2 separate regions of the Homo sapiens genome follow, and region 1 is linked to region 2. Evidence: chromatin loops called from intact Hi-C (ENCODE). Cell type or tissue: breast epithelium. All regions are shown on one strand.

What was found. Peaks named below come from ENCODE experiments on the same cell type or tissue, not always from the same donor. Only the 100,000 strongest peaks of a DNase experiment are listed, where the experiment ranks them.
Region 1: a loop joins it to region 2, with 6 times the contacts of the local background. A loop is called at or near these places in 94 of 110 quality-filtered maps.

The regions. Positions count from the first base shown.
Region 1 is chr4:184,269,301-184,277,300 of GRCh38, forward strand. LOC105377582 (a long non-coding RNA gene) reads right to left here. Exons shown (of 6, transcript XR_939552.3): 3 at 7,877-8,000; 4 at 6,521-6,746. LOC105377584 (a long non-coding RNA gene) reads left to right here. Exons shown (of 2, transcript XR_007058414.1): 2 at 4,709-4,962. Among named protein-coding and RNA genes, the nearest start is that of MYL12BP2, 41 kb to the right of the region's middle. RefSeq lists enhancers at 4,453-4,502, 4,793-4,962, 5,900-7,099. In breast epithelium, no CTCF peak of the experiment used is centred here; no DNase peak of the experiment used is centred here.
Region 2 is chr4:184,525,003-184,533,002 of GRCh38, forward strand. All of the region lies in intron 1 of LINC02427 (long intergenic non-protein coding RNA 2427), which reads right to left. Among named protein-coding and RNA genes, the nearest start is that of LINC02427, 8.6 kb to the right of the region's middle. RefSeq lists an enhancer at 4,188-4,713. In breast epithelium, no CTCF peak of the experiment used is centred here; a DNase peak (open chromatin) is centred at 4,589; H3K27ac peaks cover 1,123 bases.

The DNA.
Region 1 (8,000 bases), 260 kb before region 2:
AGCATATAACTCAAGCTAAGTTGATACTTACTCTGTTTCTTGTTCTCACAAAGCTGAACAAAATATCTGCATACAAAGCAGGGCAAAGAGCTTTCCTGTATGTTGAAAAGTTTGTTTTCATAATTTCAAAGGCAGCTGGCCTATAGCCATTACACCAGGAGTATTTATTATAAGGAATTACGTTAGTTAAAATTTTTTGTTGTAGAATGTTGTTTGTTCACCTAAACCCACTAACAATGGTAAGTGCAATATCCGCTTAGGTCAGGAGTTGGGGAACTTTGTCTATAAAGGGTCAGATAATAAATATTTTTGGCATTGACACTGCCACTGTAGCATGGAAGCAATCATAGGAAATACACAAATGAGTGGGCATGTCTGTATTCTCTGTTATTTTCAAAACAGGTGGCAGGCTGGGTTTGGCCAGTGCGCCACAGTTTGCCAACCACTGATTTAGTTGATTCTTCCGAACCAGTCCCCTCAGTTTGTGAATTTATTTCTCTAGTGACCATGCCCCCTTCCCTGCCTTGGCCACTCTCACGCTCATATCCTGAGCTGTGATCAAACCATTATCAATAACTGCCACCCCCGACAACCTCAATTATATCTGCCCACTCTGGGGCCTCCACTTTTTATCTTTTTCATTCACTCCCTCTAGGACCCAGACTCAGATAGTCCTTTGACCCTGTGAGGTCCTTCAATACACAGCTCCTGCCATCTCTACACTGTCCTCCACCTACCTGATGCCCTCTGTCCTCTGTCCTCTCCCACAGCTCTTAACCCCATGGGAATTCACTGTAACCTCGCCCCCCACCCGTACACCATCAACTCCCTTGCCCCCTGGCTTTGTCACACTCTAGACAAAACCACAACCCTCACTAAAGCCAACTCTCCACATACCCTGCAGCTGAATGGGACTGGAGGAAATCCCCAAGCCCTGTTGGCAGGCCACCCCTTAATTCATCATCATAAATCTCAGATGGGCACTTTTTGTACCCCTTCCCTAATCCAGTCACCCTCCCACTCTGATTTCACCTCTTCTCTCTCTACAAACCACCAGCGTCTCCACGAGCACAAAGCCCAGCCCCTGACAGGGGTTATCATTTCATCATAAATCAGAAGCTATCAGAATAAAACTTCCACAAACACTGGCTGATCGGCCTTAACCACACCTCCTTCCCTGAACACACACCTGCTGAAGGCTGCTGCTTCCCTTGTGTGCTAAATCCATGGCCTCTTACCACTCCAGCAATTCCTACATGCACTCCAGGGTCTCTGCCGAGTTGTTATTATTATGAATATTCAAACAGCTACTATTTCTCCTATCTGTCTAATCCATCCATTGCATCCATCAACCTATCTATCCATCCATCAATTTTTCCATCGATCCATCTAGATATCCCTCTATCCACCTGTCTATCTATCCATCCATCCATCTCTCCATTTATCCATTCATCTGTTTATCCATGTATTCATCTATCTATCTATCTATCTATCTATCTATCTATCTATCTATCCACTTATCCATCTATCTATCCATCTATCCCTCTATCCACCTATCTGTCTGTCTATCCATCCATATATTTATCATCTATCCATCCATCTGTTTATTCATCTATCTGTCCATATATCCCTCTATCCATCCATCTATCCATCCATCCATTTATCCGTCTATCTGCGCATCTATCCATCTATCTTTCCATCTGTCCCACTACCCATCTATTTATCCATCCATCTGTTTATTATCTATCTATCTATCTATCTATCTATCTATCTATCTATCTATGTATTGATCTATCTATTTATCCATCAATCCATCTGTTTATCCATCCATCCATCCATCCATCCATCCATCCATCTCTCCATCCATCCATCCATCCATCCATCCATCCATCCATCTATCTCTCATTCTGTGTGGGAGCGGGGTGCATACCATAAGACACTGCTCTGAGGAGGACAAGAAGGTCAGGTAGAGTGCATTGTCTTCATCCAGTGGACAGAACCAGGGCAGGGGGATCAAAACTACAGCATAGCCACAAAGCAGCAGGATGGCCTGGAAACGACCCCAATCCCACTCTTCTAACTTTCCAAGCAGGTTCTGAAAGAACGTGAAGTCCAATCGTGCCAACTAAATTTGCTTTAAAAGGCAAAGAGCTTAGTCTGGTTTCCCACTACCTGGGGCCCATGCCCTGAGCCCAAGTCAGCCTGGAAGGAGAATTTAGATGCTTGTAAGAGAGACCTATGCTTTGTAAGCTCATCCACGTCTAAGCTTTTGAATTTTTCTTCCCATTTCCTTCTTGCTCTACTGAGCAATCTTCTGAAAAATCTCAACTGCCTTGGCTGAAATCAGTGGAAAAGGATACTTTTCTTTTTCAATATTTATACTGAAATAGCTCAGATGAGGCAAGCCCTTGGTGAGGCCAGGCATGGTGGCTGCTGGATTTGGGAGAACTTGACACATATGCAGATAGAAATTGAGGTGAAATGCAGGTGGGGACAAGGGAGGGGCTAGGAGAGGGCACCTGTATCAGCAGCAGCTTGAGTTGAGCTGCTTCCCAACCAGCCTGGCTTTCCCATGCTGGAAGGGGAAGGGCCTCTCCACTGCCCACAGAATTCCTGGAATGACTTTCCATGCTGGGAGAAATGAGGTGGGTGTTCACTCAGTGCCCTGTGCGTGGCATGGAGAGTGCTCTTGGAGGTCAGGTGGATACAGCTGGTCCCTGGGAAAATGGCAAAGGGGTAAGTTAACCTTTTTGGCACATAATCATGCTCTGCCCAAAACTGTGGCCATCCAGTGCCCACAGGCTCAAGGCTTCCTGCTGACTTGGGCGTCTTAGTATGGGAGCTCCCCTCCCCAAGGCCTGACCCAGCAATGCCCGTGTTCAGACTTTCCTAGGCCCTCAACCCTCTGGCTTCCCTCTTTTCCCACGTACATGGCTTGCTTTCTAATCTGCAACCATATTTTGATAAATACATCACAGGGTCAAATGAAATCCCCACCACCCGTTGTGTAAAACATTTGAATTGTTTGTAGATATGCCCAGTCTTGGAGAAAAAAATCAACTGTTGAGAATTTCTGGGTCATTTCCTCAGCACTGGATGTTCACTAGCAGATTTTAATCAACCCACACAGAGGCTTTGGAACTGTCATCTATGAATGTTACAGAAATAACAGAAATGGGCTTTCCGCTTCAGGGGTGGCCATCAGGGCCGGTAACCATGGTAATAACCAGAAGCACCCAAGCCACGTGGTGGATTCCTCTGGGCTCTGACCCGGGGGTCTTCATTTCTTGCACTCCCCTCCTGCTTTTATGTTTCTTTTACTGTCCTTTTTCCTCCTTCTTCTTGATTCCTTCCTGCACTCCGTACTCTGGAATTATTTCCAAAGGGCAGGAGCGTATCTGTGTCCCCTTGGTCCCCTAAGGCAGGCAGGCGTTTTTCTGCTTTGGTCCCTGCTGTGCCTGTAGTACTAGAACAGTGTCCAGCATACCACAGGAGCACGTTTGGTGAATGAATGAATGAATCAATCAATCAATCAATGAATCAGTCAGTCAATCAATCAATAAGGAGGCTAGCTGCCTGGGTACATAGTCACCATCATCACATTTAATACTCGCCAGGGTTACGGGTCAAAACCCGTGGGTTCTCCTGGCCTCACAGATGCATCAACAATGGGCAGTTTGGTTCTAGAATCTCATCCCTCCTCCAACAAAAAGCATTCATTGAGATGAAATAAAAGTGTCCCTTGTGACTCTACAGTTTCGGCTACCCTTCACTTCTCAGTCACTGTGAGCCAAGACCAGAGTTCTGACTCCTAGGAAGCCTCAGAGCTTGATGCAGCTTCCCGTCTGGGTTTCCAGAAACAACTGGGAGGCCAGTTGTTTTCTAGAGTTCTGTTTCCTCTGGCTTCACACCTATTCAGTCTATAAAAGTTGCTCAGCAGAAACCCCACCATCCCATCCCTATCTGTGGCTGTCGTAAAGGAGGCTGTCTTGAAGGCTGGGGGAGTCCTGCTGCCCTCCCACCTTCTGTTCCTGAGCTCTGTGCCTCCAGGCGGGAGGCAGCCCATACACCAAGGCAGCACTTGAGATCAGGTCTCCAGACATTCCCTGAACACCACTTGTGCACAAGCTCTTCTTTCTTTCTTTCTTTTGAGGCAGGGTCTCCCTCTGTCGCCCAGGCTGGAGTGCAGTGTTGCAATCTATCTCAGCTCATTGCAACCTTGACCTCCCAGGCTCAAGCAATCCTCCTACCTCAGCCTCCTAAGTACCTGGGACTACAGGAGCACACCACTATGCCTGGCTAACTTTTGGATTGTTTGCAGAGATGCAGTTTCGCCATGTCGACCAGGCTAATCTCGAGCTCCTGGGCTCAAGAAATCGGTCTGCCTCAGCCTCCCAAAATGCTGGGATTACAGGCATGAGCCACCACGCCAAGCCAGCAAGCTCTTGCAGCACAGAGATGAACGCCCCAAGGGGACACTTGGCCTAGTGATTGGCCAGATACTCCACCATGCACTTTTCATGAGTTTTCTCATTTAACCCTCGAAAGAACCCTCTGAGGAGTGACTGTTCTTAGCCCATTTCACAGATGAGGAAACTGACGCTTAGATAGGTTAAATGACTTGCCCCATGCCACAGAATTACTCAGCAGGGGAGTCAAAATGTGAACTCAAAGCTGACACTAAGCTGTGTTCTCTTAACATTCACAGGAACTCCGGGTGAGGACGACAAGAGCTGAGCTCGGGTGCTTGCCTTCTGCACTCTCGGGAGGAGGCACCAGCATGGGCACCCTTCACAGTTCGGGCCCCTCACTCACAAACGTCTGGCACATGGAAACAAGCTGGCAAAAAGATTGTTTTTTTCTTCTGTACTTTTTGTTATAAGCCTGTGGTGAAGTGTCCATATCTGGCATAAATGAATGTGAGTGGTCTTGGGAATCTAAATATAACATGTTTCTAAGTTACACACAGCATAAATGAGTGTTTATGAGTGGTCTTGGGAATCTAAATATAATACATTTCTAAATTACAACCAACCAACTTACAGGGGGCATTTTGGTCTTTAACCTGTTTATTAAATCAGACACTGCCTGAACTTTCCTCTGAAGGAAGAGAGGAATGAGTATTTACTGAATGCTAATTAAGTGCTACTCACATTACTGGAATGCTTCTCTCTGATCCACCAGCCCCAGGAGAAAGGCCCTGTCCTCATTTTGCAAGCGAGGAAATGGAGGCTCAGAGGAAAGGGTTTATCTTCCCCCTGGGCTCGGCAGAACCAACAGCCAGCCCCAACTCCACCCCAAAGCCTGGATGTGGCCGTGGCTCCAGAGTGGGCCGCCCCTTTCACCATCTGTGCATACTGGGTCGGAGCTGAAATCTGTGATCACCCTTCTGAGCCCTACCCCAAGGACACTGAATCATGTGGTCAGGCTCCCAGCTCAGCACAGCCCTGACTATCAGCTCCATGTGTTTAGCAGCCTGGCCCCAGAATCAAAGCCACTGTTGAGGACACTCAGTATGAAGGAGACCACTTCAGGCCAGTGACAGATTCTCTCCTGGACCAAACTCGACTGAGGCTCCCCTGAGCCCTCTTCTCAACTAGGCCTCAACCCTGGCCTAGAAAGACTTGGACAAACACTAGCATGGCTTCTCATAGCTCAAGGCCGCATCCCTAGGTGACCCCAGCCACCTTGGGTGTCCTTGGGAGGCAATCCCAAGGACACACAAGGCTGCCAAACAAGTTTGCCATTTGCTCCAGCCAACACCCAGAGATCGGGCCCCTGTGCCCCAGTCTGTGAGGGAGGCTGTTAACAAACCCAGGTGGGTTTCTCATGGACCAAGCCCGCTCTGCTGTTTGTAGTTTTCCACTTCTCTGACCCCACTGAGCCCTGGTCACCCCTGCCCAATTCTCTCACTCTCCCTTTAAAACGCCCAGTCTCTACTGCACAAATCAAACTGGAGTTCAGTCTGGGCTGGGCCTTCTCCCTATTGCAATAGATATTACAATCCTTCTTTACCACTTAACTAGCATCTGGCTTGGTTTATTTTTGAGACCAACAGCTGGGGCAGGTGGAGCTGCCCCTCGGTGACAGTCCCTCTTAATACTCCACTGCCTACCCCACCCTCGCTGCTGTTCTGCTGCCTACACCTTAACACTGGCCCTCAGAACCACTCGACTCGCCCCCAGTTACCCGCAGCCTCCTGACTTCTGCCTCTTCCACAGCCCTTCCTGGATGTCCACTTCTCATTTCCAGGAGGAAAATAGGAGTTGCCTGAGTTGGGCTGAGGCATGAAATAGAAAAGTATTTGGGCCTGTTAAGTGTTCCGGATTGCTGAAATAGCCCATCCAAGCCCCACTCTTTCCTGAGTTTATTAAAGGAAGTGGGGAAAGCTCTGTGCTTTTCAGTCTAAGAGCTGGGTGCTGCAGAGAAAGGAGATGTTACTGGGAACACCGACCACCACGTCAAAGGTGCTACTGGGTCCCAGAAGCTTGGGGCAGCTTCTGCAGGGGTCAGTGCCTACCAGTGGAGAAGAGGACTCCAGTCGGGAAGGAAACAGAGCGGCTGGGTTCTTGGTCATCCTTGCAGGGGAGGAATTCTTCTTCACTTAGGTCTTAGCTGCCCAGTCTTCAAAACCACTTCAGGTATCTGCAGTGTACAGGGAGCCAGCTGGGAATTTCCATGGGAGTTGGGGGATTTCCAGATAGCATTTCCTCTTGAGCTGTGCATGACACTTGATAGGCCTAATGCTTTAAAAGTTTTCAGGAAAAGAGTCAGGTGTTCAGTTTTGTTAGGCATTATTTTACTTTGTGATGAATGTGTGGATGGCACACCCCAGCAACTGAGCCAAGCTTTTCCCTGTGGATTTGGGCAAGTACCTGTGAGTGTCAAGACTAAAGGGTGTTGATATAGTTTGTGTGTCTCTGTGTCCCCATCCAAATCTCACCTTGAATCGTAATAATCCCCACGTGTCAAGGGTGAGACAAGGTGAAGATAATTGAATCATGGGGGCAGTTTCCCCCATGCCGATCTCATGACCGTGAGTTCTCATGAGATCTGATGCTTTTACAAAGGGCTTCCCTCTTCGCTGTATACTCATTCTCTCTCCTGCTGCCCTGTGAAGAGGTGCCTTCTGCCATGATTGTAAGTTTCCTGTGGCCTCCCCAGCCATATGGAACTGTGAGTCAATTAAACCTCTTTTCATTATCAATTACCCAGTATCAGGTATTTCTTCACAGCAGTGTGAGAACAGACTTATACAGTAAATTGGTACCAAGAGTGGGGTGCTGCTATACTGGTACGGAAAAATGTGGAAGCAACTTTAGAACTCGGTAAGAGGCAGAGGTTGAAATAGCTTAGAGGGCTCAGAAGAAGACAGGAAGATGCGGGAAAGTTTGGAACTTCCTAGAGACTTGTAGAATGGCTTTGACCAAAATGCTGATAGTGATATGGACAGTGAAGTATAGGCTGAGGTGGTCTCAGATGGAGATGAGGAACTTGTTGGGAACTGGAATAAAGGTCGTGCTATGCTTTAGCAAAGAGACTGGTGGCATTTTGTCTCTGCCCTAGAGATCTGTGGAACTTTGAACTTGAGAGAGATGATTTAGGATATCTGGCAAAAGAAATTTCTAAGTGACAAAGTGTTCAAGAAAAACAGAGCATAAAAGTTTGGAAAATTTTCAGCCTGATGACGTGATAGAAAAGAAAAACCCATTTCCTGGGAAGAAATTCAAGCAGGCTGCAGAAATTTGCACAAGTAATGAGGAGCTGAATGTTAATCACCAAGACGATGGGGAAAATGTCTCCAGGACATGTCAGAGAACTTCACAGCAGCCCCTCCCATCACAAGCCTGGAGGCCTAGGAGGGGAAAATGGTTACCTGGGCCTGGCCCAGGGACCTGTTGCTCTGTGCAGCCTTGGGACTTGGTGTCCTGCATCCCAGCCATTCCAGTTTCAGCTGTGGCTAAAAGGGGTCGAGATCCAGCTTAGGCCATTGCTTCAAG
Region 2 (8,000 bases):
ATAGTTTCAGTAGAAATGGTGCCAGCTCTTCTTTGTACCTCTGGGAGAATTCTCAGCTGTGAATCTGTCTGGTCCTAGGCTTTTCTTGGTTGGTAGGCTATTTATTACTGCCTCAATTTCAGAACTTGTTATTGGACTATTCGGGGATTCAATTTCTTCCTGGTTGAGTCTTGAGCGGGTGTATGTGTCCAGGAATTGATCCATTTCTTCTAGATTGTCCAGTTTACATGCATAAAGGTGTTTATGGTATTCTCTGATAATTGTATTTCTGTGGAATAAGTGGTGATATCCCCCTTATAATTTCTGATTATGTGTATTTGAATCTTATCTCTTTTCTTCTTTATTAGTCTAGCTAGTGGCCTATTAATTTTTTTAAAAAACCAGATCCTGGATTTGTTAATTTTTGAAGGGATTTTTGTGTCTCTATCTCCTTCAGTTCAGCTTTGATCTTGGTTATTTCTTGTCTTCTGCTAGCTTTGGGGTTCGTTTGCTCTTGTTTCTCTAGTCCTTTTAGTTGTAATGTTAGGTTGTTAACTTGAGATCTTTCTAGCTTTTTAATATAGGCATTTAGTACTATAAATTTCCCTCTTAACACTGCTTTAGCTGCATCCCAGAGATTCTGGTATGTTCTATCTTTATTCTCACTAGTTTCAAAGAACGTCTTGATTTCTGTCTTAATTTCGTCATTTACCCAAGAGTCATTCAGGAGCAGGTTGTTCAGTTTCCATGTAGTTGTGTAGTTTTGAGTGAATTTCTTAATATTGAGTTCTAATCTGATGGTGCTATGGTCTGAGAGACTGTTTGTTATGATTGCAGTTCTTTTGCATTTGCTGAGGAGTGTTTTACTTCCAATTATATGATCAATTTTAGAGTAAGTGCCATGTGGCAAAGAGAATAATGTATATTCTGTTGTTTGGGGACAAAGCCCACATTTTTTTTGCAAACTCCATCAAGATAAAAGGCAAGATTATTAAAAGCAGAGCTGTCTTGAGCTGTAGTGTTGGAGAAGAGATCCATGGTTATGAAAGCTTAGTGTGTCCACAAGGATAGGGAACAGGGAATTTTTTCTAGTAGTGGAATTGTTCTGTATCCTGTTTGTGGGGATGGTTTGTAGGGATGAACTTATACATGTATTAAAATTCATAGAAAGCACACACCCCCATGAAAAGTCCATTTTGTGGTATAATTTTTTAAAAAACAGCTGCTTCAACAGAAAAATTTTCTGCTATCCAATGTGGATGACATTGAAATTGACCCAAAAACTTAAAAGTAAAAATCTAGGCTATCTTTCCTTCTCTAGAACTGTATTTGGTCATCCCTAGGCACATGCTCTGTTCTTTGTGACAGCCAGGCCCACTGCTCCGAATCCCTGCACTAGGCAGCTCCTCCCATTCTAGAACCCTAATCTATTTATCAAAACTCACTTCCTCAATTTGAGGTTCTGCTCTCAGTTAATTGTGACAGTAGGCAGGGTTCAATAAACCCATCCTCACCATGTAAAGCTGTTAATAACCAAGAATAATTGAATGAGACAGAAATATCTGTCAGGAATAGGCAGATCATGGAGAATTGGAGGCAGGGAAGCTTTCACAACATCATTCACCTCGCTCCTTGTAGGTCCTGGCAATTCTGGCCTCAACATACACATAAGTCATCTCAGAGAGCTGTCATTCCTTTTCTTAAAAGTCTTCAGAAGAGTGAAGGAGGCTGTGCATGTATGGGAGCAAGGGCTCAATTTTGCTGTGAACTTAAAACTGCTTCAAAAAATAAAGTCTCTTTTTTTTAAGTCTTCACAGACTTCTCAGTATATATGCTGCATGGTAATTCTTTAGCATAGACTGGGCAAAGCTGACTATATTATTCAGTAGAGTAATAATAAAGTAACAACAGCAGGCTGGGTGCGGTGGCTCATGCCTGTAATCCCAGCACTTTGGGAGGCTGAAGTGGGCGGATCACAAGGTCAGGAGTTCAAGACAGCCTGGCCAATATGGTGAAACCCCATCTCTACTAAAAATACAAAAATTAGCCAGGCACAGTGGCAGGCGCCTATAGTCCCAGCTACTTGGGCAGTTGAGGCAGGAGAATCGCTTGAACCTGGGAGGAGGAGGTTTCAATGAGCCAAGATCATGCCACTGCACTCCAGCCTGGGTGACAGAGCAAGACTCTATCTCAAAAAAAATAAATAAATAAATAAAGTAAAATAACAATAGCTAGTATGTTTTGAACATTTATTATATGACAGGCACTGCTCTAAGTACTTCATATGTGTTATTGCATTTAATTTTCTAGCAATCTTAAGTGGTAGATACTGTTATCATCTCAATTTTGCAGGTGAGGAAACAGAGGCAAAAGCAGTGAAAGCAACTTGCTATGGTAGACACAAAGAAGTGCCACCCAGACCCCTGGTCAGACCTGGCCTTGTTGCCCGGCTGTGGGGAGGTGACCAATGCAGTGGGCCTTCTGCTGCCAGCTGTTCAGGTCAGCCCTAGATACAGAGCCCCTCATTAATGCCCTTCCTGGGCCGCACCACAGCACGCTTCGGAGCCAGGCCAGTGTATAAAGGTCTGGCCGTTTCAGTCCAGTGCAGGAGCACTGACTGTCTGGAGCTCCTGCAGGGCTGGCGCAGCTGCGTCGGGCCTGCATCTCATTTCCACCCCTTTCTCTGCCCAGTCCTGCTTCCGCCATTGGCCTGTCCTGTGTTGATCCTTAACAAACACCCTGCACCCCAAACTCTGTCTCAGCACTGGCTTTGGGAGGACCCAACCTATAGCACTTGCCAAGGGCCACAGAGCAGATAAGTCATGACCCTACAATTCAAACTCTGATGGTTTTATGCTCTTAAACACTATTGATATGCTGCCTCCACATAAAAAAACAAATCTAGAATTCTCCTATAGCAATGGTTAAAACTATTACTAGGAGTGTCTGAAATTTTTTCTTTAATTTTTAATAACAGCTTTATTGAGATATAATTCACATACCACAAAATCCATCCTTTTAAAGTATACATACAATTCAGTGTTCTTAGCACATTGGCAAAGTCGTGCAACCATGACTGCTATCGTATTCCAGAACATTTCATCACCTCAAAAAGACACCCTGTCCCCCTTAGCAGTCACTCCCCATTTGTCTTTAATTTTGGTCCACCTAAACGATAATTCATGTAGTTAATCTGTTCTTGCCAGCTGTGAAAGTTATCCACTGTGATGTAAGATACAAACTCTCCCAATTTCACTTCCTTTTAAAGTATTAAATCCATAAACATGTTCAAATGCTTGTTCCGTCATCTCACTCTTGGGAATTTATTCTAAGAAAAAAATGACAAAAGATGGGAGGAAAACGAAATGGTTTGTTGCAGCATAGTTTAAAAACTAAGAAACTGGAAACAAATTGCTGTCCATCGTGGGTGATTGTTTAAACTGTGGCACATAAACAACATGGAATACTGTGCATCTATCAAAGACTAAATAGCAAAAAGAAAAATGTTTGGTATAACATTAAGCATAAAAGCAGAAAATAAAATTGCATTTACAACTATGTAAATGATGTATGTATGGATACGGGTCAAAAGGAAATGGAGAAAAATGAAAACAGTTGCTGCAAGAGGATGTTGGAACTGTGAATTATTTTCATTCTTCTGAGTTCCTTTATTATTGTCAAAATGTGGTCTTTACAATAAATGAGAATTGGAGGGAAAACATGCATATATCTACTCTTGCCAGGAAAAATTCTCACTCATAAAGGGAGGTGGTATGACAGAAAATTATTGTTAAGGGCAAGTACTTTGGAGTCACCTGGACTTGGATTTCAATTCTGGCTCTGATGCTTCTGAGATGTGACAATAGGCAGTAGCCTAATTCTGTAAGCCTAACTTTCCACAAATGTTAACAGGGGCTGATACAGTCATACATGACCCCATGTGGCTGTTGTGAAGAGAAGTGAGATGGCGGAGCCCAGCCCTCCTTTTTTTTTTTTGAGACAGAGTCACCCAGCTGGAGTGCTGTGGTGAATCCTGGCTCACTGCAGCCTCGACCTCCTGACTTCCTGGCCTCAGAGAGCACCACTTATTAAATGGTAGTTACTGCTATTTTTGTTGCATAGGTAACGGTGATTAGAGTGATGGTGGTGGTACCGACAAGGGGACAGGGAATGGAAGCTTTTATGAGAATACCATTAACACTGAAAAAAAAATAGAATGACAGTATAATTTTCTACTGAATACACAGGTGGAGGACTTTCTATCATCTCTACCAATTGATCAATTCAGACCAAGTAAGCATTGCTTCAAAGGAGAGTTGGGTTGGGGGTGCATCACTCCTTAGCTGGAGATACAGAGAAATCTATACCTACAAGATCCTCAAGGTGTCCTTGTTGAAAACTTCATCCAAGGAACTCAAGTACTGCTGGATTTGTGTGACTCATCTTACGAACGAATACAAAGGCCTATTAACTATTCTATGGTTGTCGTCATTGATATATTAACAAAGAGTCTGTGTGGGATACTAAGAAAACCCCGTTCATGTCTTTGTCTTCCCTGCTGGTCTGGATGAGCTGTCCTCTCCCCTGAGGCCCTTCCTGCCTTTGCACACAAGACACCATCCCTGCTGGTCCTGCCCACACAAAGACTCAGGAAGTTCCTCTTACTCTTGCATCAATTTGCGCTCACCCCTCCCCAGCATATAGATGTGCTGTCGTGTCTCCCACCTTAATAAAAAACAAAAATTCTTATGTGATTCCACATCTCTTTCTAGATACAGACCATCTCTCCTTTCCCCTTTACAGAAAAACTCCTTGAAAGAGAATAGCAGGATGCTGAAAAGTACTGAAGCTGGGTGATGGGAATACGTATATTATTCTTGCTACATTTTTTAATTTAGAAAGACTATTGAGCTGTAATTGACAAACAATAAACTGTATATACAATTGGCCCTCCATATCCATGGGTTCTGTATCCATGGATTCAACCAATTCAGATCAAAAGTATTTGGAAAAAAATGGATGGTTGCCTCTATACTGATCATGTGCAGATTTTTTTCCCTTGTCGTTATTCCCAAAACAATACAGTATAGTAATGTAGCATTTACACTGTATTTGGTACTATAAGTAATTGATACGGTTTGGCTGTGTCCCCACCCACCCAAATCTCATCTTCAATTGTAGCTCCCATAATTCCCACATGTTGTGGGAGGGACCTGGTGGGAGATCATTGAATCATGGGGGCAGCTTCCCCCATACTGTTCTTGTGGTAGTGAATAAGTCTCACGAGATCTGATGATTTTATAAGGGGTTTCCTCTTTCGCTTGATTCTGATTCTCTCTTTCCTGCCACCATGTAAGACGTGCCTTTCACCTTCCACCATGATTGTGAGGCCTCCACAGCCACGTGGAACTGTGAGTCCGTTCTTTTTCTTTATAAATTACCCAGTCTCGGGTATGTCTTTATCAGTAGCATGAAAACGGACTAATACAGTAATCTTGAGATGATTTAAAGTATATGGGAGGATGTGTGTAGGTTATATGCAAATGGAATTTGGTATCTTTGAGGGTCCTGAAATCAATCCCCCTTGGGTACTGAGGGATGACAGTATTTTGTATGTACAGTGTAATAAGTATTGGCACATGAATATGCTTGTAAAACCATCATCACAATCAAAATAATGAACATATCTATCACCCTTGGAAACTTTCTAGGGCCCCTTTGAAATCCCTCCCTCTTGCCCCTCCTTCCCAGACCACCTTTCTGTTGTTATACATGCATTTGCATCTTGTAGAATTTTTATAAGTGAAAATCATACAATATGTACGTTTTTATTTGCCTTGCTTGTCTCACACAGCATAATAATTTTGAGATTCATCCATGTTGCAGCATGCCCCAATAGTTCCCTCCCTGTTATTGCTGAGTACTATTTAAATATACCACAGTTTGTTTATCCATTCACCTGCTGATAGACATTTGGGTTATTTCCAGCTTGGGTCTATTACAAGTAAAGCTTCTACGAACATTCAAATACACGTCTTTGTAGAGACATATGCTTTCATTTGTCCAGGCTAAATATGAGAATGGAATAGCCAGATCAGATGACAGGTGTACATTTAAATTTTTAAGAAACTGCAAAACTGTTTTGCAGAGTATTTGCACAGTTTTATATTCCCACCAGCAGTGAATAAGAGTTCCAGATCCTCCACATCCAAACAACACTTAGCATATAGTCAGATTTTTTTTATTTTTATCATTCCAGTAGGTGTGGTTTCTCCTTGTGGTTTTAATTTGCATTTCCCTGAGAAATTACTTAATGGGTACAATACACATTATTTGGGGACGGATATTGTAAAAGCTTTTACTTCACTGCTATGTAATGAATGCATATAACAAAATTGCACTTGTGCCTGTAAATTTATACACATAAAAAATTTTGCATTTCTCTACTGACTAATGAAGTTGAGCATCTTTTCATGTGCTTATTTGCCATCCACAGGCTTTCTTTGAACAAGTGTCGTTCAAATCTTTTGCTCATTTTTTAATTGAGTTGTTTGCTTTCTTATTGTTGGCTTTTGAGAGTTTTTTTTAATATCATAGATACCAATCCTTTAACAGATATGATTTTCAAATATTATCTCCCAGTCTCTTTATTCTCTTGAGAGCGTCTCTGAGATATATATATACAATAGAATATTATTTAGTCCCAAAATACTGTTTATGGCAAAATAGATTAATCTGAAGGACATTATGCTAAGTGAAATTAACAAGCACAGAAAGACAAATATTGAATAATCTTACTTATATGTGGATCTAATAAGTTAAATTCATAGACATAGAGAATAGAATGATGGTTACCAGAGGTTGAGGTGGTAGGGTGGTGAGGATGCAGGGAATGAGGAGCTGTTAATCAAAGGGCACAAGTTTCAGACAGACAAGGGGAATAGACTTTGAGATCTATTGCACAGCAAAGTAACCAGAGTCATAATAATGTGTTATATATTTCAGAATAACACGGTAAATTTCAAATGTCTCACCCTAAAAAATGACAGTAAGCAAGGTGATGGACATGTTTAATTAGCTTGATTTAATCATGTCATATTGTATACATATATCAAGGCATCACATTGTACCCAATAAATGTATAAAATTAAGATCTGTCCATCAAAAATAATATTAGTAATAAAATTTTAACTAAAAAAATTAAAAGCAGAATTTTTAATTTGGGTGAGTCCAATTTATCAATATTCTTTTTATGCCTAGTGCTTTTGATGTCCTATTGAAGAAATTTTTACCAGAGAAATTAAAGAGCTAAATGAATGGAGAAATACACCTTATTCATGGGCATGCACGTATATGACTCAATATTGTTGATATGTCAGTTAAATCTATTGATCTACAGATTTAAGAGAATCCCAATTACAATCTTAGCAAAGTTTTTAATATAAATTGAAAAGCTAATTCTAAAATTCACAGGGAAATTAAAGGACTTGGAACAGCCCAAACAACTTTTAAAATGGAGAATGAAGTTGAAGGGCTAACACTACCTGATTTGAAGGTTTATTATAAAGGTACAGTAATCAGGACAGTGTTATCTTGGCATAGAGATAGACAAATAGGCTAATGAAACAGAATAGAGAGAACAGAATTATTTCCACAAACGTGGGTGATTAATTTTTGACAAAGTTAAAGGAAATTCTGTGGAAAAACAATAGTCTTTTCAGCCAATGATACTGAAACAATTAGATATCCATTTGCTGAAAGAAAAAAAAGAACTTCAATCTATACCTGTATCTATGAGCGCCATGGCTCATGCCTGTAATCCCAGCACTCTGGGAGGTCGAAGCAGGCAGATCACCTGAGCTCAGGAGTTTGAGACCAGCCTGGGCAACATGGTGAAACCCCATCTCTACTAAAAATACAAAAATTAGCCAAGCGTGGTGTCGCACGCCTGTAGTCCCAGCTACTTGGGGGGCCGAGGCAGAAGAATCCCTGGTACCCAGGAGGCGGAGTTTGTAGTGAGC